Linked DNA regions of Mus musculus: all the other regions are linked to region 2. Evidence: chromatin loops called from intact Hi-C (ENCODE). Cell type or tissue: left cerebral cortex. All regions are shown on one strand. Links, peaks and the distances in the headings refer to the core of each region. The heading gives the core; the rest is flanking DNA.

Region 1 (5,800 bases), core at 207-5,206, 71 kb after region 2:
TGCCTAGGAGCTGCCAATATTGTGATATCAAGCAGGTAGTTACTCTATTACTTGTAATAGCAATCCAGATAGGAGTTTTGGATTCCTTTCTACCCTCAGCTCTCCATCTTCTTTTACATTTCTTTGTTCCTGTACCCTTTATGTTCTTAAGAGATGTTCTGAGCACCACACATTTTTTTTCTTAAACATTTGCTGAGCACCTAGAGAGCATTTGCTTTGTGAGTTACTAACTCATCTTGTTTATTAGGTCATTTAAGCCCTACCCAGCCCTGTAGGCTTAGATTTTTCAAAACCTACTTTTAATAAAGGTTCCCTTCCAGCCTACCTTCCAAAGGTAGGGGAGAAAAGATGATGCATAGGACAAGGGTGTGTGAACATGTTTAGAAGTAGTTCTTTGAAATGGTTCCAGTCTCCATTTGTCAGGCTACCAGCAGTCTAGTTCAGTAGTGTCAGGAGAGCAAACATGAATCAGCAGTGGTGTTGGCATGATCCAGTAGAAACAGCTAAGCCTCAGCAGAGTCTGCATGAGTCAGCGGGAGCGGCCAGAATCTGTCTAGATACCAGGAGAAGTTCTCTGCTATGCCTCTCTCATTGAAGTCATGATCAGCTAAGACTTGAGACCAAGTGTTGCAAAGCTCGCTATGCAATCACACCATCATCATCCTTTGAGTCCTATTTGTACTCTCTCCAAACATCTTGTGTTTTCCCATTGGTCTTGCCCCATCAAAACACCATATAAGTCGGCCTCACCATGTGAGTCTGCATGGCCCAACCAGAAACTTTCACTTCACACTCCCTTCCCCATTAGTACTATTTCTCCTTTCCTCATGTGTTTCCCCTCTTGTCAAGGTACAAAATTCTGAATTGATGTTGTTGTCTTTTTTTTTTCCCTCTCAATACTTTAAATGGATCATTCCATCTATCTTGTGTGCGCCCTGGCTCGCCAGCAAGAACGATGCTGCAACAGGATCGTTCTGCACATGTTTATTGGGAGAGCTTGATTGCAGAGGCGAAGACACCCCAAGCCCAGAGCTGGTGCTGCTTATATAGGCCTAGGAGAGGTGTGTCTCACACCCGGATTGGTTATGCATGGGTTATGTTTACCACCTCATTTGCATGCCTCACATCTGATTGGTTAACTTCTCTCTCATCTGATTGGTTAACTTGTCTCTCATCTGATTGGTTAACTCTCAAAACCTCATCTTGGCAAAAAAAAACTTTACTGCCTATGTATGCGTGGTGGCCAGCGGTAGCCAGCACCACCCTGCAACGGCACATGTGGCTTTCCACACATCTACTTTTTATGTGTATGTGTATTTCTGTTGTGGGCACATGAGTGTTCATCTATGTGTGTGAGAGTACATATATGAATGGGTGTACATACATGCACATGGAGGCCAGAGGATAGCCTCCAGTATCATTCCACAGATGCCATCATCCTGTTTCTGTTTGAGATGTTTCACACTGGCCTAGGAGGAAGTTCAGTGAGTCCAGGGATTCACCTGGCTCTGCCTCCCCAGTGCTGGGTTGATTACAAGTGTGTACCACCGAGCCCAGCTTTATTTATTTATTTATTTTTAAGTTAGTTCTAAAGAAATGCTCAGGGCCTCATGCTTATACAGTAAATACTTGACCATTTCAACTTGGAACTGAGCTGTCTCCCCAGGCCTTATTTCATTCTTTCTAGTCTGGTTTCTTTCTTTATTCATCCTGAGTATTTTTCTTTCTTCAGGCTTCTCTCAAGACTTCTTTATTTTCTTTATATTTAGGGAAAGTTTTCTAGGTGTGGCATTGGCATTACCTGGTGAGTTTCTGCTGCGATTCTGCGCCTGTTGTGTGGTGTCTGGCACTGTTGATCCTGGCATTTCTTCTGCTCTTTTCTGCCATCAGAGATGTGCTAACACTGTTTCTACAGTCTTAGAAACTTTGTTTCTCTTTCTTTCAACCACCTTTTCTTTTCAAAATTGGAAGTTTCCATTGACATATTCTTTTTTTGTTTGTTTGTTTTGTCGAGACAGGGTTTCTCTGTATAGCCCTAGTTGTCCTGGAATTCACGCTGTAGACCAGGCTGGTCTTGAACTCAGAAATCTGCCTACCTCTGCCTCCCAAGTGCTGGGATTAAAGGCGTGCACCACCACTGCCTGGCTATTGCCATATTCTTAACTGAGATTTTTCTCAAGTGTGTCCATTACTAAGGAGCATTCAAACATCATGGACATCCTTGTCATTGTAGTCTCCTCCTCCTCCTTCTTCTTTCTCTTCTTCTTCCTCTTCTTTTCTTCTATTCTCATCTTCTTCCTTCTCCTTGTCACAGTTTTTAGTTAAGAATGTCTCTCTTTCTTCTTACATCACTACTTTTTTTGTCTGCCTTTTGCATTAAATCCTTAACGTATTAAGTGTCAGTACTTTTTATAAAAACCCTCTGGGCTGATTCCAACGCTTTTGCCATGAATGTCTGACTCTTTCTTGATAGCTGTACAGTCTTTTAAAACTGTATTTTTTTGGAGGGGGTGGTAATTATAAATGAGGGCACAGTGAAACCACTGAATTAGATTACTCTGTGTAGAAAAAAAAGTTTATTGGAAGAACAAACTGGGGGACTGTGTCAGAGTAGAGGACAGCAGCTCAGCGGGAAAGCAGGCAGGTTTTATATGATGGTTGAGGAGGAAGTATTTTTAGGGCATAAAAACATGCTGTGTGGGAACTAGAACTGGATGCCTTTGCCCAGATAGACCAGTGGAGGGCAGTTAAGGCTTTCCTTGTAAATAGAAATCCACTTTATGAGATTCCTGAGGAGTGCCAAGTTTAGGCTTCTTTTTACCTGGCAGGGTCCTCCTGTTGAGGACACGAGCAACAGTGCCATTTTGGGTCCCTGCTTTGGACATAAGAGTAATTTTTTACTAGGTGAAAGAAGCTATAATGTAGTGACCTTAAGTAGTGCAGTGACAGAAGAAAAACGTATAGAACAATGATTTCGGCCTCGTCTATCAGTGAGACTGTGTCCTGAGATGCCAACTTCTCAGCTGCTTCTTAGACTCCCTCACGCCCATGCCCATAACAGGATGACTGGGAGCAGCTGCAGCCATTCATTTTCCTTCCTGCTCTTCCAGTGGTCTGCAGTACAGCTGGGCTCTGTAGAATAGATGTTCTAAAAGATGGCTTGTGAAGACCAGAGTGCTGCAGAGAACCCCCAAATTAGCATGGTCATCCCTGTACCTTCTAAAAGCACGAAGGAAAATCTTAAGTAACAATTTTCCCCTTGACAATGTGGTGCAGCGCTGGAAGCAAGCTCCTGAAAGCCTAGAAACCTTTCTGCCACTCAGTTTCCTTGGAGTCCTCTGCTCCTGGAATTGTTCACAGTGCATATCCTGTAATTCCTCAAGTTTAGCGCCAATGCAGTCATCCCCTGGACTGTTCCCATTTAGTAGTGTTCTTTGCTTTCAGTATTATTTACTTTTCTATTGCTATGATAAAACACTATGGCTGAGGCAACTAATAGAAGAAACGGTTTCCGTGGGCTTATGGTTCCCGAGGGTTGGAATAGATGATGGTGGAATGAAGTCATGGTATCAAGGGCTCACATCGTGGACTGCAAGCATCAAGCAGAAAGATGGAACTGGGGATGGCATGGGGCTTTGAACCTTCAATACCCACACCAGTGACTTACTTCCTCCAGCATTGATGAACCTCCCCCCCCCAAGTCCCCAACTAGGCATCAAGTGTTCACACCTCTGAGCATATGGGGGAACCTCTCATTTAAACTTTATTATGTGTGGTGTGCTAGTCTCCCAGCTTTTGATATCCTGGATTGGAGAGCTTCAGGATGTTATATCCATTTTAAATATATAAAAGTCAACTCTGTTTTCTGAGGCTAATTAACTTGCTAGGGTACAAACATAACTATAAGTGATGGTGACAAATACTTTAACCACTGAAGTCTAGTTTTCTTCCAATTATAGTATAATTACTCCAATTGGTCTTTTTGTTGTAAATGGCATTTATATATTGTTACACTTTGAATAATAATTATATAATCTTTACCTTTTGGTCAAAGAGTACAAAGTATAAGTCAGAATTCTTTGAGTTTTATTGCACAACATGGTGAGTAAAAGTAACAATGATATATTGTATGCATCTGTCATAATACTGTGTTACTCCCATAAACAGATTTAGGTGTGATTTGTTAAATTATAATACAAATAATGCTCAATCAAACAAATGTATAGGTCTGGGAAAATATTTGAATTTTTCTGTATTCCATCAATAGTTTATATAATCCAAGTTGATAATCAACTGTGAAGTAATAGGTAGTATTTCTCATGTGTAGGAAAAGATGAGGTTGTAATTATAGTGGCCAGTGCACTCAAATCTGTTACCTTGTTCAACAGTACTATTCCTTTCCGGGAGACTGCCGTACCTCTGAAGAGTGTGTACCAGTCTCTCCCACTCTCCCCTGACTGTGTTACATCACCCCTGACATTGCCCTTGGTTTGATCTCAGATGAACTTTGAATAAACTTACCAGTTTCCGGTGCAAAAAACAAACAAACAAACAAACACCAAATTTGAGAAATTTAGGCAAAGTTCCTCAGTTCCCAAGAGCTTGTGAGGTGTAGGGCAAGCATTTGAATTTGAGTTCTTGACTTCTAAAACGATATTAAAATCAATCATGCTCCAACAGAAGGCCACACATTCAAGATATTTAGGCAGCAAAACTTGGTCTTGAATGAACATAGAGTTAGGTACATAAGGAAGGTGACGGTATCTGGGGAGAGTTAGAAGGTGAATCTGTGTAAAACACACGTGTCCAGTTAGTGCATTGTCTGCTAAGAACCCTTGCGTTTTGGTCATCATTAAAGGTAGGAGAAGAATGGACCTAAGATGTGCTTCACAGAAAAGAGTCAAAACTCCTAGAATGTAGATTTCTCTTCTGTTGATGAGTGTCTGGAGGGCATTTCCATGTTCGGTTAAGATTCAAATACACCAATTCATAGCCCTGAATGTGAGTAGACATGAAGTTTCAAGCAGACATGATTTGATTATTAAAAATAGCATTTAGTTTTGAGAGGGAAGAAAGCACAGATCTCATGGTTCAGGATTGCACTATTGAACATGTGGCAGTTTTCACTTCACACAGCACTTCTTCTAAAATAAATATTTTGTTTTACCTCTTTTTTTTTTTTAGATGATTAAAAGATTTACAATTGCCTAACCAACTATTCCAAATCAGGTCTTATATGTCAGTCAGCTGACAAAGATTTCATCAAATTGACTTAAACCAGAGTCACCTGGGAACAAGGAGCCTTGATTGAGGAATTGCCTCCATCAGATTGGCCCGAGCACATGTCTCTGCCTCACACAGATTGGCTTGAGCACATGTCTCTGCCTCACACAGATTGGCTTGAGCACAGTCTGTGAGAGCATTTTCTTGATTAATGATTATGGGTGGGGCCAGCCCACTGTGGGTAGTACCACTCCTAAGCTGATAGGCCTAGACTGTATGAAAAGAAGCTGATGAAGCTAGAGATAGCAAGCCAATCTTCAGCCTTCCTCCACTGTTTCTGCTACAGTTCTCTCTTGTCTCTTGTTTCCTGTCTTCAGTGCCTGCCCTGGCCTTTCAGGATAATGGATATATAATCTGTAAGCCAAATAAACTCTTTCCTCTCCCAGGTTGGTTTATCACAGCAGTTGGAAGGAAACTTTATTATCTGCTTTCTGTTCCTGGCACAAAGACCTAGGAAATTTAACTTAATAGACAAGAGTCAGAAGTTTCAGTGGGTGGTCATTGGCCCTGTTGTCTT
Region 2 (5,800 bases), core at 517-5,516:
ATTCAGCCATGTAGGTTGTTATCTCTTAGGAGCCTGTTCTTTCCTAACAAGAGACAGAAAAGGAGTGGATACAGAGGGGAGGGGCCCTGGGCAGGAACTGGGACAAGTAAAGGAAGGGAAAGTGTAATCAGGATATATTGTTTGAGAGAAGAACCCATTCTCAATAAGGGAAGAGCATTCAGAGTAGCTTATGATCAGTATAGTCGGGACCTGAAGTCACATTTGGTGTTTTTATTTCATAAATATTATTTGTTTTATTTCGGATTTTTTTTAAAAGATTGCAGTTTCACCAATCATTAGCAATAGTCATATAACATAAGCTATGCAAGGGATGTCATCCATGCCACATAGAAAGCTCCCTTAGTTGTCAGCGGATGGGATTCTGGCTCTTGGGAGCTCTAGATACACTTCAATAAAGCTTCCATGAACATAGTGTTTCGTCCCCTGAAATGTCTCTGTTGTTTCCCTTACTCAAGCCGCACCATGGGAGAAAGCTTCTCCCGTCCAAACGCAGCTCCAGACACACAACATGCTAGTTAGGGTCTGTGAAAACAATCAACACGCATCCTTCCTCCTAGGACCACACAGAACAAGGCAATGGTTTTAGCGAGTAATGGCAAATCCTTAGAAATTTCCAGTAATTTAAAAATAAATAAAAAAAAAAAACAGAACAAACAGATTAAAGAAGCCGGGGGTGGTGTGTCAAATGCAGTGATAGGACCTATGTCGTCTTTGATTGAAGAAAGAACTTGGTGCATTGAATGTGACTGGGCTCTGTCAGCAGCGTCGTTCAGATATCCTTGCCACGAGTCATCCGTCCGTAGCTGTTTTATGTCTTCTATATTATTTGCAGCCCAATCTTATCTGAATCAAGATTCTAGCTTCGCTCAGAGGTGGTAAGCCTCATAGTATCCCTCTGTATGTTTTCCTCTCATGCTCAGAGGCCAGCTACGAGTTAGAAAGTGGAAGCTTAGCGCATGCGTTAGAACACAGAAGCCATTTCCAGGCTAAGACTCTTGCCCCTGGATTACCGTTGGCTGGATCTGGCACTACCAGCCCGGAATTATTCACTTCCACCAATAAACTGACAGAGCCTAACATTTTAAGCAAATGAGCAAATATGTTTAACCCCTTGGGTATATATTAAGGCTGGGGGAGATCATTTGAATTTAAGCCGAGAGCGTATTAACAAAAAACTTCAGCTATTCTCTGACAATTCTTGGGTTGCTAATAGTCAGGGTATTCATGGGTAATTTTGAGAATCAACAGTCTGCTAAAATTAACTAGCAGTAGGGATTCGGCTACAATCTCTGCTCCACTCAGGGAAAATGCTCCAGACAGAACGGAAGCTATAATATGAAGAAGAAATGACAAAAGCTGGGGTTGATCTTCAGACTGTTCCAGTGTATTCAGCAAGTAACTCAGGGTGCTTAGTGCTAGCCGAGTAAGAGGGGAATAACCATACAGAGGATAGGCACTCAGCCCTGTCTGCCGAGCTCTGATATCAGGGTGCAGATTGTCAGTCCGCTGGTTGAGATTCCAAACAAGTGGAGGACTCTGTATTTTTCTGTTTTATTTTTTTTTAATTTTACAGATCAAGTGATGTGTACTTTAAATGATTAATTTGTTTCTTTTTGTGTGTATGAGTGTTTTGCCTGAATGTTACATGTGAATAATACATACATGCCTGGTACCCTCGGAGGTCAGGAGGAGGCCTTCATCGGAGTGCTGGAACTGGAGCTATGGGTGGCTGCGAGCTATGATGTGGGCGCTGGGAACAAATATTTTGGAAGAACAGTCAGTGCTCTTGGGCACTGAGTATCTCCTTATCCTGACACACGCTGTTCATTTTTTCTTATATAATTTTTATTGATTCTTTGTGAATTTTACATCATTCACCCTTCCATATCTACTCTCCACACTTATAACCTCCCAGAACAAGAAAAAAAAAAAGTCACTGTGGAAGCCATGGTAGGTCAGTTTATCATACACTACACCTTTTTTTCTAAACAACTTTATTTGCAAGTGTTCACTGCAATGGGTCAGTGGTCTGGTTTGAGGCCTCTGGCTTCTGCTACGCTATTAACACTGGATCCTCACTGAGATTTTTCTGGGATATCCTGTTGTTGCCCTGTGTCATGAAGATCCTGCAGCTCATAAATGGGGTAGATATTGAGGTGGACCAGTCCAGAGCAGGGGATCTGGGTCTGGGTGGTAGCTGAGTGTTCAGTTTTGACAAGTGTTGGTGTGCTGTGGTGGCCTTGGTATTAGCATAACCTGGCTGCATCCTGTTCTCCTCTTCAAAGCAGCTATGGATGGCTAGTACCAAACTCAAGCTCTCACATACACAAATTGCTTTGAGTCTATCCCAAGTAAGCCTATGGCTTGCTGTTTAAAGACTGCTTACATGGCTTGCATATTGCAACAAGTCCCCATTTGTCAGGAAAACACTAGCTATAAGTGACAAGAAGACCTTCTGTCCTTTGATCTCTGTGGCCCCACAGCTTTGCATGTTGCTCCCTAATGCCTTTACCTAGTCAGGTAACCCCCACTGATTCCTCCCTTCTCAACTACAAGTCCTTCTTAGTCCTCTTCTGAGGGACGGACCCCTGCCTCAGTAGGTCTCTGGACAACAATTTCCTTCTCTTGCTATACAGACACTAAAAGGACTTTGGCAAAGTTCAGGAAGATCCAGTAATGAAATGCTGAGATAGTTTTTGAGTTTGGACAGGTTTGGGGCAAAAAAAAAAAAAATTGCTGGCGACCTCTTGAGACATCTCATTTTTTATTCTACCGAACTTGTATTAAAGAACTTTATTCCTTGAGAAAAGGAAACTTCTCCAGAGAAGACTTCTGAGGTTTAAATATAACAGATGGCATTTCAGATCCTCTGTCGGTTGCCTATGTGTGAGAACTCCTAATTTAGGTTCATTACACAGCTACAATTTGTGACAGTTTGTGGCATTCTGCTCTAGGGAGAAGACAGGCTCCTCCCCCTCCTCCACCCCTCCCCCTCCTCCACCCCTCCCCTCCTCCACCTCTCCCCTCTTCCACCCCTTCCCTCCTCCACCCTTCCGTGGAAGCATCTGCAGGAAATTTCACATGACCCAGGTCACCATCCTTCCCCATCAGAGATGGCTCTGTGTGGCTAGTCTTTGATAGTCGATACAAATTAGCACGGGTCAGTGATCTTTTTTCATCCCGTGCACGGCTCATCATGCTGACAGCTTTGTGGTTGTTGCAGATGACCCTGATATTATATGGGTTATCACTAACCGGGTCTGTGAGAAGCTTAATTTTGCAGTCTTGGCATGTTCTTTGCTGGTGTTATGTTTCAGCAGGGTATCCGTTGTGGTGTCTGAAGCCCGCGTATGGAAACAAAGTAACCACATTCACTGTTTCTAGGCTACGCTTTCTGTTCCCCTGTCCCGTGGCCATTTATTCTCTGCCTTCCACAGGAACTTGAACTGTGTAGCTTGAGAGTGCACAGGCATGAACACCACAGTACCATACCATGTGTTTCTCCTTCCTAGTGGGTGATCCGTTGGTTGCTACATCATAGCCTCAGAAGATGGTCCTATACATCTGCGATTTCCACTGAAACCTTCCCACCAACTTCCAGGATTTTTATTTAACTGCCATGCTAAAATTTTTATAGCGTCACAAATCACACATGCACGTTACTCATTTTACTGGCTTCCTGAATAGTTTCTGTGTTATAGCCAGGAAAATATGTACTGGGTCTACCTGGAACTTTACAGGACACCCCATATGCCACATTTCTGACTGGCAGTTACATAGTCAAGCATTCTCTTAACACTTGATTTGATCTAATTGAAAACATATAGGAGGGAGTTTTAAAAGCAGAAAGTACAAAAGAACCAGTAGCCATAGTTAGTATTAATTAATTAATTTATAAATTAATTAACTTATTTATGTGATCCACTGTAGCTGTCTTCAGACACCCCAGAAGAGGGCATCAGATCCCATTACAGATGGTTGTGAGCCACCATGTAGTTGCTGGGAATTGAACCCAGGACCTCTGGAAGAGCAGTCAGTGCTCTTAACCACTGAGCCATCTCTCCAGCCCAGTAATTTTTAATGCATTTATATGGTCATTTCTCTTTGTACATATGTATCGTCTTTATGTGTATAGCCTTCATTCCTCCATGTATTATTTTTTTTTTAAGTGTAATTGTTCATAAACAAGAGCCAAGGCCCAATATAGATGTAATCTTAATTTATAGTTTACCCCAAAGTTTTAACAACTTCCATGGCCATCATTTTTACTGCCTTCAAGTTGAAATGCCACCAAGGGTTACACGATGTATTTGGTCATCACAGTTCTTCAGTCTTTGGGGACATTGAGTGACTCTTTGGATTTTTATAACATTGACAAAAGAGATATAGGTCAGTAGATAATATTATCAAAGTTCCTCCATTTTGGTGTATCTGCTAATTTCTCATGGCTGGATTCTGATGTCGCATTTTGTTGGGACCTTGCAGGAGAGAGCCTTCCTCTTTACTGCATCGTGTGAGGAGACATCACTGACATTTGTTGGTAGCTAAATAGTGGTCAAGGATGATGTTCTAAGTCTGCAGTCAGTTGACCTGTCAGCGGGACACATAAGCAGCACAAATGAGCATGTTCAAATGCAAAGATGCAGGCGTGTGCGTCGTTCCCTCCAGCATTAGGACCAAAACAAATGCCCCACACTCTGAGAGCTTTTATATTCAAAGCGAATGCTTGTCATCTGTTGACAATCTAGCTATGTATATGTTGGGTTTTTTTGTTTTGTTTTTTTTTTGTTTTTTTGTTTTGTTTTTGTTTTTTCAAGACAGGGTTTCTCTGTATAGCCCTGGCTGTCCTGGAGCTCACTTTGTAGACCAGGCTGGCCTCGAACTCAGAAATCCGCCTGCCTCTGCCTCCCGAGTGCTGGGATTAAAGGCGTGTGCCACCACGCCCGGCTATATGTTGTTTTATTATTATTATTATTATTTATGTATTAGTGTGTGATGCCACATGTGGGACTAGGCCAAGTAGGCAGAAAGAGAACTGAGTGGAGGACAAAGTGTTCTTAAGAAAGTTGGGAGGCAACTGTAGAGGGCAATAGAACACAGGTGACTTGAAAGCAGAATAGAACTCCCGGGAGGAGAGAGAGGACAAACGAGATGGGGGATGAGGAAGGAGAGTCAACCAATAATGCATTATGAGGATGCCACATTCATACCATTACTTTGAATGCTAACTAGAAGCAACATAACGGTTTATAGAAGTGTGTCCAGCAAAAACAAAATGGTCCCTCACAATGCATATGTTTTACATATGTCTGATGAAGGAGTGGTGTATGTAGCTCAGCTGTGGTGTGCTGGATTGCCTGGTGTGTGTGAGGAGGACCTGAGTTGGATCCCTAACAGCCATAAAGAATAAGTAAAGGTAGGTTTTTTTTTTTCATGGTGGAAAGTTTCAGAGATTTATTATAAAGCAATAAAGTAACTCAACAGTTTGAGGGTAGAACAAGAAGAGAATGACTGTACACATGAGTGTAGTTTAGTGGTGTCCCATGTAATGTGTCTGCTCTAGAGCTGAGCCTCTGACTATCTCTGCAGATTATTCTTAGTCCATTCATAATGTATCATATAGCTGTAAAGCCAACTCCCTTGGCTACTAGATGAAGTAACTGAAGCTGGGGGCTGAGGCGTGATTTGAAAATGTCGCACGCATGCTATGAGTTGAATCCAAATATTATTTTTAATGACAATCCCCAGAATTTTGCACAATTCCCTTAATCTTCTCAGT
Region 3 (5,800 bases), core at 242-5,241, 59 kb after region 2:
GGAAGCAAACTTGAGTCTTCTGAAAGAGCAGTAAGTCTCCCTAGCCACTGAGCCATCTCTTTAGCCCTGTAATAATTTATATTATTATGTTTATTCTGCACACCTTAATTTCAGTATATCAAACAGCATGTGTTGGGATACTTAGCTGTCTGTGATTGACTCAAATACATTTGAAAGACAACATTCTCCATCCCCTGCAAAAGAAATTCCAGAAAGCAAGCAAGCAAGCAGACAAACCAATCAGAAATCCTCAATATGACTTCATATCCATTGCTCTCTTGCCTGCGTATTAATTTTTGTTTTGATGCTTAGTTACTTTATTTTTAGCTGGGTGCTTGCATTGGGTCAAGCTGAGATATGGTGCTTACTGCCCTGCAGTAATCTTTATATTAAAACAGATTAGGACACATACCATAAAGCGTATGATAGGAAAATGATCTCATGACTTATCTGCCGTCAGAATGGTTATGTGAGGTCTCTTGCTTAGCCTGCTCACACAGCACTCAATTTCTTAGAACAAAGTATCACTCCTTGGCCTCTTGATAGAAAATCTGCTGGGTTTTACCATTTAATAAAATCGAGTACACAGTGTAATTTGTTCAGTGTCAAAACTCAAAGAACAATTTATAACAATAATGTTTCTATTTACAGCATGCCTCTAAGAAGGGACAATAAAATGTCAAGTCTGACACTGTCCACTGATTGATATTAAGGTCAGAGATGGAGTTATTTCTCCCCTCAACATTGCAAAGTCACCTGGAACAACAGAGGGCTGAACACAATCAGCTCTGTGTCCTTTGCAAAGATCAAGGCTTTGGAAAGGACATATACGTCATATTTATTCAGGAGAGACTAGAGTATAGAAATAGAAACAATTGCAAATTGCCTGTTTCTAGTGTATTTTTCTGTCATCTTGGAAAAAAAAATCTGGTAAGTCTAGTCTAGTCATCAGTTGCTATCGATTTGGGTATGTTAGCTGTCCATAGTGTCCATATAGTACACTCACATCTTCCAGCGTCCCAGGCGGTGCTGGAGAAGATTCATTGCAGCCTGGGAGATGTGTAGGACTAATGGAAGGGTATAGCTCTCCCAAGTGACACTGGAAGATGCTCAATTCAGATGCGGCCTTCTGAGGTTTGAATGATGATACATTGTAGCGATGAATAGTTACATTGATCCCAGTGAAGAGTCTGATACGTGTAAGTATTTCTCTTTAGAGTGAAACAACACAGTGATAAATATAAAAACAAGTCATGCTCTTACCATTGTGTGGGATGAAATGCTTAACTTGGAAGAGGAATTTATGGCGTTCTATACTCTTCACGTCAACGAAGGTCGTAGAATTTCTGAAAGTGTATTCTTCAGTCCCATACACTGACAGAGTGTTGCTATCAAATGCGATGCCAAGAGATAAGCTCCCCGCGGGGATCCAAATGCCAAAGGGCTTTGCTAAGTGATGTGAGTAAGCATACAGATGGCCTAGGTGAGCATCAATGCTGCCGCGTGTAGACGGCATTACCATCATGGCCATCTATTAAAGGCACATCCCAAGGCATCGGAGCTGAGGCATTTCCTGCTTCACGCCTAGGAGTGACGCCACCAATGCAAGAACTGTTGCTGAAGCCAGCTCACAAAGTCAAAACTACTGAAATCTATCAGAAGCAGCAACACTATAAACAACAAGACCTCTCTTTAAAGGGAGAGCCCAGGCTGATGGAAAAGCTTCCGTGGTCGCCACGGAGAGGCTAAAGATTGAGTACTAGGTTTTCATTCTCCATTTAATAGCTATCGAACTGCAATTTTGTGCCAGAGTGGACCATCAAGACAGAAGTAACCCTCTGCACATAGGTCACAGAGTACAACCAAATTACCTCTTAGCTCTGCGAGGAGGAGGAGAAACTGCTTTGAAAGTCTGTAATGAGAGGAATTGACCTGACCTAATTTGGGAGAAGGTTTAGGATAGAAATCTTCCTTGGACGTTTACGCTGCAGTCAGAAGAATAACTAGAAATTAAGCTGAGATGGGACTAGAGAGAGAGGGCAAGCAAGTGGTTTTTAAAAAGGGAAACAGGCAGGAAGCTTCTGGACTGAGAACCCTGGCCCAGCGTGGGAACTTGGACACGCCTACCTTCTACTGCTTGGACACGCCTACCTTCTACTGCTTGGACACGCCTACCTTCTATTGCTTGGACACGCCTACCTTCTACTGCTTGGACATGCCTACCTTCTATTGCTTGGACACGCCTACCTTCTACTGCTTGGACATGCCTACCTTCTACTGCTTTGGTCCTTCCTTGTGGCACTAGCATTTCCCACATTCTTCCAACAAAATTTTGTATTCAATTTCTCATACTTGTTGTTTTTAGTTATTGCTGCTTTCCTCATTCCCAATTCAATATTATTGTTATAATGATATATTAGTTTTAGCTTAACGAAGTGTTTTCAGGTATTTTGTGCATATTTTTCTAAAAATAAATTCTCACAATGACTACAGACATGAAACTGTATTCTGGACCCTTCTCAAGGATGAGAAGAATATTGGTACAAAACACAGCCATGTTTTAGACTAAGTATGCTCACAGTGCTAAAAACAAAACAAAACAAAAACAAACAAACAAAAAAACCAGACACAGAAGTTAATATGTAATTCCTCTATATAGCCACAGGGGGCTTCTCCTCAATGAAATCATAAATCGACCAAACCCATCAAAAATCATCATTTTTCCCCATTAAATAGCATCTCATATCTGTTAAGCAATGTCATTTCTTTTGGATACTGCTAAGAGACAGCTTTGTAAGGAACAGTGAGCCAAAACTGTGGCCAAAGCGTGCTGGCCAGAGGACCATTCGAAATTCATTTAGCTATGGGTTTCTATAGCATGAGAATCCTCAAAAGAGGCACGGATGGGTTTGCCTATCACTGTGCATGATGTAGGGACATTGTGGGCTATAGGGGTGAGTGAGTGAATGATAGTTTACTGACAGTATATTATATGCTAACAGCAGTGCTCACAATGCTCCATGATGAAAACTGAGGCAAATGTAAAGCAAGGCATGGAGGGACCCACACTAGCTGTGTCCCTTGTGATCTATGGTGGCTTCTGCACGACTATAATAAAGCATCGCCATTCAATTAGAGTAAGTTAACGTTGAAATTAATATTGTGCCCATGCCTGGTTCCACTAAAGAGCTGATGGAAGGGAAGAGGACTTTGAACCGTCGGCTGTGCGTTAGCTCCCGTGACAGAATATAAATCATAGTAAGTCATGGGTGTCTGCCCAGTTCTGATCTCGGCGGGAAGCACTTCAGTGTCAAAGATTAAAAATGTGCGCCACGGCGAGGATGGCATGCATTTGGTAATTGGACAGAAATGAGTGGGATGTAGTGGGGGTTCAAAGTTGGTCCTCTGGAAATGTTTTGACATTGTAACCAAGATCCTGCATTTATTAGTAGCAATGATAGCTAGGTTTTTATTTTGGCTGATTTCCAGGAGGAATGATGAAAAGATGCATTAAAGAATACTACAAAAATTATTCTTGACATCTCTACCATGAGGATCAAGCAAAGTTGGCTGAAAAAAGAAAAAGAGAGCAGAATCAATCAATAAGAAAATCCACTTTAATCTTCTTCTTCATGTCCAATACATTTCATCTATCCTATTCCGATTAGGAAGCTGTAACAGGAATTCCATCAATATTATGAAAACCTATTCTATAGTTATGCATGCCAATATTTCTCAAAACTCATCCATTATTAATGAATAAAGCAAAGTAGAAAAAAATGAGAAACAGGCAAACTCTTAGTAAATAGGACTGAGAATTCGGCGTGCACAATGTTCATGGTGAGAAGGATTTGTATCCAGGGACAGGCCGTCTGTTAGAAAGAAGCAGTAATTCCTACAGAGCAGTAGGTGTCGCAGTGACTTAGATAGTTTAAGAATAATAAAAAGAAAGGAGCATGGATGGTACAAACCTGAAGTAACAATAGGAAGCTGTCTAAGTTAACTGCTCTGATTTAATCAGTATACATTATGTTCTTGTGTTAATATGCTGCAGTGTACCCCATAAATATGCATGATTATATCCTTGTATTAATATACTATAGTATACCTTATAAATATGCATGATTATTACATACTGGCTGAAGCTTAAAACAAGTTTAAGGACATGGAAATTACAACAACCCTAATTTTTACAAAAATTTTTTTCAACAACCCTAATTTTAACATTACAATTATATACGTATCTTGGATTAACAATGATAGCTAAGTTTGACATTATGATTATATACGTGTCTTGGATTATGATAGTACCCAATAAATAATGTGCAATTAAAATAATAAAAATCACACAAATTTAAAAAGTAAACTTGATATGTCCTCTGGAACAGAAATTAGAAATTCGGGAGATATATTTGCCTGTAGTTCAGTGGAATGGCAGCTGGATTGTGAGCGTATATCAGAACAGAAAGGGAAGAAAATGGCGGCCCTTCCTGAGACTTAAAGGAGGAATGGTAAGAACAAAAACATCCAAGAGGAGGAAGAGTGGCCAGTTATTCAAAGTTGCCATTTATTCCAGTTTAGGAATTAATTTTTAGGACCACATGATAGCTTCTAGATTCATGCCAGTACCCAGATTGGAAATAAAATAATTTGGACTTGGCGTGCTCACTGCTGGTGCCTGGGCCAGTTCAGATGTGTATCCATGATGAATTCTGTGACAGAGAATATAAGACGAGCATCCTAAGAGACCAGCTTCATTAATAAGTTAGAGTAGAGGGTAAAGTCAGGTTTTATATAATGTGGCCCAGGGGTCAGCAGATTCTATAGTGATCGGGTGGAATGCGAAGTTGGTTAAGGAAAGGATATGCATTGGCCAGCTTTGCAAATGTAGAAAAAGATGAACTGAATTCTCCCAGCTCAGAAATACATTTAAAATGTCTTCTTCCTGTGCCACACACTGAATAAAGTGGTTGTAAGACAGTCTCCTTTATTTCTCAGAGGCATTATCATAGAGGCAAGTCATTGTGAGATAGGACTGAACACGTTGTACACAGAGAGGTAGGTGGCAGGTGTACCATTCTCCACTGCCCAGAACATCTGGGTTTTAAAGATGGAAGCAGCTGGTATGTTTTTTATGGTTATTTAAGAATTGAACCATCTACATACTGCCTTGTTTTCTGAGTCTGTGTTAGCCAGACTAGCTTCTGATTACAATTTGATAACTTGGATACCCCCTTATGTGTTTGCTTATTGGGACAGAATACTCCAGCCGACTCAATAAGAGGGGTTTGGTGCTTGTGATGTTTATATGTCCCTGTTGAATATGAACCAGTACCTTCTGTTCTCTCCCGTGACTCCATCCCTAAACGGTGGTCTATTCTCAGACTGCCTTCAATGTCAAGGTTTTGAGTCTGGAAGGCTGGATGCCAGCTTCTTTCTGTATTATGATGCCTTTGCGAGTCTCCTGAGAAATTGCTAGCTAGGCTTATCTGTGTCCCCACCCTACCCCAACAGTTGTTAGCAGTGTGTGTGCTTGCAGTGTCTGAGAACAGGCTTAGCCAGCCCTCCTAGTATCTATTGTGGATTTGAGAGAGGATGCACTTATGGCAGAGGTGGAATAAGCTCTTGCTTCCTCACAGTGAGCCCTGTGTGAATATCCGAGCTCATCTTATTCCAGGCACCAGCTCCCTCAGGTGTGGGTGGCACAGAGCCAACCTACCGTTCTACGGAACGTCCTTCAAACTGTTCAGGGGATGTGGGTACTCCAGCCTCACAATGTGTTAATTTGCTTTTGATATCT

The links. Hi-C counts contacts between places; a loop is a spot of excess contacts. Peaks named below come from ENCODE experiments on the same cell type or tissue, not always from the same donor. Only the 100,000 strongest peaks of a DNase experiment are listed, where the experiment ranks them.
Region 1: it touches region 2 in a loop (2.4-fold over the local background); 4 of 42 quality-filtered maps call a loop at or near these places.
Region 3: a loop joins it to region 2, with 2.2 times the contacts of the local background. A loop is called at or near these places in 4 of 42 quality-filtered maps.

Annotation. Positions count from the first base shown.
Region 1 is chr15:94,844,958-94,850,757 of GRCm38, forward strand. All of the region lies in intron 3 of Tmem117 (transmembrane protein 117), which reads left to right. Among named protein-coding and RNA genes, the nearest start is that of Gm31007, 47 kb to the right of the region's middle. In left cerebral cortex, for the core only: a CTCF peak has its summit at 2,737 (motif pointing right); a DNase peak (open chromatin) is centred at 2,729.
Region 2 is chr15:94,773,407-94,779,206 of GRCm38, forward strand. All of the region lies in intron 3 of Tmem117 (transmembrane protein 117), which reads left to right. Among named protein-coding and RNA genes, the nearest start is that of Gm25546, 95 kb to the left of the region's middle. In left cerebral cortex, for the core only: no CTCF peak of the experiment used is centred there; DNase peaks (open chromatin) are centred at 2,906, 3,394 and 3,506; H3K27ac peaks cover 1,193 bases.
Region 3 is chr15:94,833,145-94,838,944 of GRCm38, forward strand. The region is part of intron 3 of Tmem117 (transmembrane protein 117); the gene reads left to right. Among named protein-coding and RNA genes, the nearest start is that of Gm31007, 59 kb to the right of the region's middle. In left cerebral cortex, for the core only: a CTCF peak has its summit at 2,684; no DNase peak of the experiment used is centred there.